Linked DNA regions of Homo sapiens: region 1 is linked to region 2. The links are chromatin contacts, found by Hi-C or POLR2A ChIA-PET in ENCODE. All regions are on one chromosome and are shown on one strand. The core of a region is the stretch at or near the end of the contact, and the rest is flanking DNA. Distances in the headings are between cores, read along the strand shown.

Region 1 (2,700 bases), core at 46-2,545, 1.9 Mb after region 2:
GTGCGATCTCAGTTCACTGCAACCTCTGTCTCGCAGGTTCAAGAGATTCTCCTGCCTCAGCCTCCCGAGTATTTGGCATTACAGGTGTGTGCCACCATGCCCCGCTAATTTTTGTATTTTTAGTAGAGATGGAGTTTCATCATGTTGGCCAAGCTGGTCTCGAACTCCTGACCTCAGGTGATCCGCCTGCCTTGGCCTCCCAAAGTGCTAGGATTACAGGCGTGAACCAGCATGCCCGGCCTGTACAGGTCTTTTAAAATGTCTCCCTTAATAATATTCTGCAGTTTTCTGTGAAAAGGACTTCTGCATCTTTTGTTAAATATTTAAAAATATTTTATTTGGTACTGTTGTAAATAAATTTTTTAAAATTTCATTTTCCAATTGTTTGCTGCTAGTATATATGTATGTATGCTATTGATTTTTGTATCCTGCAGACTTATACTAGTGGTTCTGTAGTTTCCTTGAGGTTTTCTATGTAAACAATCATGTTATGTTCAAATAGAGACAATTTTACTTCTTTCCCACCAATATTTATGCCTTTACATGTTTTTCTTGCTTCATTGCCATAGCTAGGTTCTCAGTACAATTAACCAGAAGAAGAGAGAGAGAGAGAGAGAGAGAGAGAGAGAGAGAATGCATGCACTTACTTCCTTATCCTTCTGATCCTAGAGAGAAAGTATTCAATATTTCAACAATAAGTATTGTATTGGGTTAGCTCCAGGTTTTTCACAGATGCCCTTTATCAGGTGGAAGAAGTCCCTTTCTCTGCTTAGTTTGTTGGAGAAAGAAACAATTCCACACTCATATTAAGAGATTTAACACTTCTCTTTCATCAGCTTATTGATCAGTTACAAAAATATCAGTAAACATTTGGAGGAAGTGAACATTATCATCAGTTACCTTTACCTAATTGCTATTTCTGTATCACTACACATTCTTTTCAAGTACACATAGAAAGTTCACTAAGACAAACTATATGCTGGGCCATAATACAAGTCCCCAAAATTTAAAAATATTTGAAATAGCACAAAGTAGGTTCACTGACTACAGCAGAATTAAATTAGAAATAATAACAGATCAAGGAAATACCCCAATATTTGGAAATTAACCTGCACACTTCTAAACAATGCACATTTCAAAAAAAAATCCCAAAGAATTTTAAAAATATTTCTAATTGACAGATATGTAAAAATACAATAAATATATCAAAATGTATGGGATGCGTTAAAGCAGTGTGAGGAGGAAAATTTACACTTTTAAAGGCTTATGTCAGAAAAGAGGAAACATGTGACCTCAGAGACGGAACAGTTCACCTCAAAAAGCTAAAAAAAGAAGAGCAAAGTAAACCCAAAGAAGACGGAAGGAGCAGAAGTCAACAAGAGAGAAAACAAATGTTAGAAAAAGATTACACAGCTTCCCTCGCTGTGATCTACTGAAAATCGCCCTCAACACAAGGGATTGTAAAGAAACAAAGTGAAAAAAAAAATCTTTTTTAAAAAAGAAAAAGATTACAAAGCTAAATCGTAGTTCTTTAAAAGCAACAAAATAAAGTCATAACTAGTTAATAAGAAAAAATTATTAATAGAGCACAAATGACAAATATCAGAAATGAAACACTGGTTACCACTTCAGATATTAAAAGAATAATAAGCTGATTTTGTGAACAACTTTATAGCAATCAATTTGGCAACTTAATGAACTGAACAAATTTCCTGAGAAGTACGATCTACCAAAATTTACACAAGATGAAAGGGAAAATATGAATAATCCTGTATCCATGAAAGAAATTGAATTTGTCATCATTAACCTTCCCACCAAGGAAACCAGCCCAGATTGTTTCACAAGTGAATTCCATCAAACGTTCAAAGACATAATAGCACCAAATGTACACAGACTCTTCCAGGAAATAGAGGAAGAGGGAACACATCCATGTTTCATGGGACCAGCATAACCTCGCATCAAAAGATAACAAAACATTAACCCCCTCCACTCCACTAAAAAGAACTTTTTTACAACACTAAAGTTAACAAATTAATACTTTTATGAGAGTTGCAAAGTGTATGCAGGCTCCATTGTGGAAGAAATGGCTCATTTAAGCCAATGAGAACCAAAATCAGCTCCCAACTTAATAATGTTAAACTCCATTCCACGATGTATTTTTAAGAGCTTGCCAAATTTGGTAATAAATTAATTTTTAAAAGGAAAGAAAAGCTAAATCTAGACAAAGAAACACAGAAAACCAAATTATCGGTTTGGAAGATATTCAAATATATTAACTAGGACCCTGGGAAAACCATGTATGTTGGGAAGGGATTTGTAGGTGAAGAAGGATGTAGAAAAATTCAAGAAGAGCCTGGTGATGTGGCTCACACCTGCAATTCCAGCACTTTGGGAGGCTAAAGCGGGAGGATCACTTGAGGTTGGGAGTTTGAGACCAGCCTGGCCAACATGGTGAAACTCTTGTCTCTACTAAAAATACAAAAATTAGCCAGGTGTGGTGACTCATGCCTGTAATCCCAGCTACTCGGGAGGCTGAGGCATAAGAATCGCTTGAATTCGGGAGGTGGAGGTTGCAGTGAGCCAGGAGGCAGAGGCTGCAGTGAGGCAAGATCGCACCACTGCACTCCAGCATGGGCAACAGACTGAGGCTTTGTCTCAAAAAAAGAAAAGAAAAATACAAGAAGGAAAATGGGCTTCTGC
Region 2 (2,700 bases), core at 4-2,503:
ACACATGAGGGCAATAAATTTTGAAGGTTGTGATTAGCAGCATCCTAAAATCTACTGCCACTACCATAGGTTGTGTCCAGGGTAACCAACAGAAACATGACAAAATCAAGTAAACTTCATTACACTTCCGGGTAGACCCAATAGTGCTGAAAGGAAGGCGACAGCTACCCCTAAACTTCCAGCATAAATTCCTGCCAGACCAGACCCTAAGGATCACTTCTGCTAGAGGCTGTGTAGTGAACTGAGACCCACCAGGACAGAAATCTGAAAAAACTGGAGCTGCACCTGCCTTACTTGCTTGAAATACTTCGTATTCAATGGTAGAGTTAACGTCTGTGCAAGGGACAGAGGAAACCTACAATTTGCCTCAACCTAATCCCCATTCCTCAAATAGCCTGTTTTGCTGACATTTTCTGTTCCTTAAATCCACTTGCACTTTCCTCCAAGCCTTTGAGTGAGAGGAAAGTTCCTCCTCCATCTATTGAAATCCACTCTGCATTCTTCCCTGTACTTTTGGTCAACCTCCTATCCCTGCCGCACTTTATACATTTCTCTCAATATTTAACGAATTTGCTCTGTGTAGAACTTTTTTTTTCTCGTGAAAATTATACTATTCCATCTCTTGACCATATCTTAGCACTTTTTTTAATTTTTGAAAGAAACCGAGCGATTTTTAAATTATTTTCTGTGGCTACTTCCAAACTTAAGGTTTCTGGAAATTTAGGATACCATCAAGAGTCTTGTAGGCTTTCCAGGTTTGTAGGACCTACAGGGTATGCAATTCCTGTAAGTCACCAATCTTGGGGAAATTTTAGGGAAATGCAGTGGCGGGGGTGAGAGTAATCTCGGCCTCCTCAGTTTCCTTATTAGTAAATCTTTCTCTTCAGGTGACTGCTCAAAGGTCACCTCAGCGAGAGGCCTTTCCAGACTACCCCATCCCGTCCTAACGCTAGACTCGTGAGGCCCAGGGGAGAAAAGTAAATCACGGCCTAACTCTTGTTTATAGTCGCTACTGCCTTGGTGGAGACTATCTCCGATATCCCAGCACTAAAAGGCAGATCCAAGACTCCCGCAAGCTACGGTGGGTCCCCAGCCCAGAGGACTCCTGGGGGTCCCCATTTTCCGCAAGCGCCCCACTGCCTCCACGTGCTGCCCGCGCAGGTCCAGTGCCGCCGCCGCGTACTTCCGGCCGGAAGAAAGGGCGGGCTCTGTCGCTTTGCTGTGACGCACTTCCTGGCGTCGCCTGCGGGGGCGGAAACGCTTTGTCTGTCCGGCAAGCCGACGGCCCGCTGCTGGCCTCCGTGACGCGGCCTCCTCCGCGCCTCGCGGCATGGCGTCGGAGGGGCCGCGGGAGCCCGAAAGCGAGGTAAGGGCCGACGGGGGCTCTCTCGGCAGCCTCAGTCCGTCCGCCTGCCTCGCACTGGGGGCTCGGCCGGGCGGTGACGGGGCTGGTCCAGCGGGCGTGGGTCGGATGCTGGTGACGGCACGGGAGCGCCCTACCGGGTGGCCGCGATCTTCGCGCCCCGCCTCGGGTCCGCCTTGGGGTGGCGGTCAGCGGCTACAGACCCCGCCCACAGTTAGCGCCGCGTCTGTGGTGCGATGTCACCCAGCGCAGTGACTGCGGCCCAGCCCGGCGCTCCCCGCAGTCGGGGCGGGGGGACTCTGGCGAGCTTCCCGCGCTCTTGGGAACGGATAGATTGTTTTAAAGGATCCTGCGTTTTTCTGAACGTCATTCTCCGCTCTACGTACTCAGCATTACCACTAGATGGAGCCCTGGCGATCGCTTGCATCATTTTTAGACCCATAAAATTCTCGGTGAAAGTAAATCTCTTACTACGTCACTAAAAACTAAAGAAAGAAATCTTAGTGAATTGAAATTTCAAAGGCTCGTGGTGATAATATTTTCTAGCAAAGCAAGGTTTGGTATTTCAATAAAGCAAGACTTAGTGGTTCATGAGTAAAATGCATATGCTTTTGTGCAACTTTTTCAAGAAAATGTAATGGAAATAAACGTCTGCAGTGTGTTTTGGGTGCTGTAGTTAAACAGTCCACGTGTATTTGACTGCAGTAGTTGTACTGTGTGCAGTTCTATTATTTCTAAGTGAATCTGTGGTAAAAACACCCTTATTCCAAGATCTAAACTATATAATCTGTGTTGTTTTATTTCCACTTGAATTCGTTGTCATTTTTCACTTTTAATGTTTGAACTACTGCCTTTTCTACAAAAAAAAAAGCATTGGGGAGAAATCGTTAGCAAGCAGGTTCTTGTCTTTACGAGGCAGAAGTTTTTAAACAACATCGGGAACATTTCTGGGGCTATTAGGAACACCTCTTGGGTCTTTTTGTTTGTTTATATTTGCTTGATCTCTGAATGTTTGTGGCCAAAACCTCATATTTTTCCTCAGGGCATCAAGTTATCAGCAGATGTCAAACCATTTGTCCCCAGATTTGCCGGGCTCAATGTGGCATGGTTAGAGTCCTCAGAAGCATGTGTCTTCCCCAGCTCTGCAGCCACATACTATCCGTTTGTTCAGGAACCACCAGTGACAGAGTATGTATCTTTCTAAAAGTCTTACCTAGGGGCTTACATTTTGGATTTAATGGTGATTAGACTTTCAAATACTCAGCAGTTACTGCACTAAAGTTCTGCAGATGATGAGAGAATGCTCTTCAACCAAGAAGAGTCTGAGCCAGTAGCAC

Evidence for each region. A loop is a pair of places that touch in the nucleus more often than their neighbours do. ChIA-PET counts read pairs that join two places held with the same protein, here RNA polymerase II (POLR2A).
Region 1: a loop to region 2 is called in a map with no recorded cell type, with 6 times the contacts of the local background. The contact joins the enhancer-like site here to the promoter of SECISBP2 in region 2. A Hi-C loop is called at or near these places in 1 of 37 single-sample maps with no recorded cell type. POLR2A ChIA-PET finds 5 or more read pairs at or near these places in 1 of 52 experiments (activated T-cell).

Annotation. Positions count from the first base shown.
Region 1 is chr9:91,173,641-91,176,340 of GRCh38, forward strand. The region is part of intron 2 of LINC00484 (long intergenic non-protein coding RNA 484); the gene reads left to right. Among named protein-coding and RNA genes, the nearest start is that of LINC02937, 12 kb to the left of the region's middle. Within about 2 kb of position 1,296, at least 4 of the 41 ENCODE cell types and tissues checked have a DNase peak (open chromatin) inside an H3K27ac peak, as active enhancers do.
Region 2 is chr9:89,317,247-89,319,946 of GRCh38, forward strand. It overlaps SECISBP2 (SECIS binding protein 2), which reads left to right and starts at 1,254. Exons shown (of 17, transcript NM_024077.5): 1 at 1,254-1,366; 2 at 2,406-2,551. The coding sequence starts at 1,331. RefSeq lists an enhancer at 904-1,123 and a silencer at 1,294-1,613.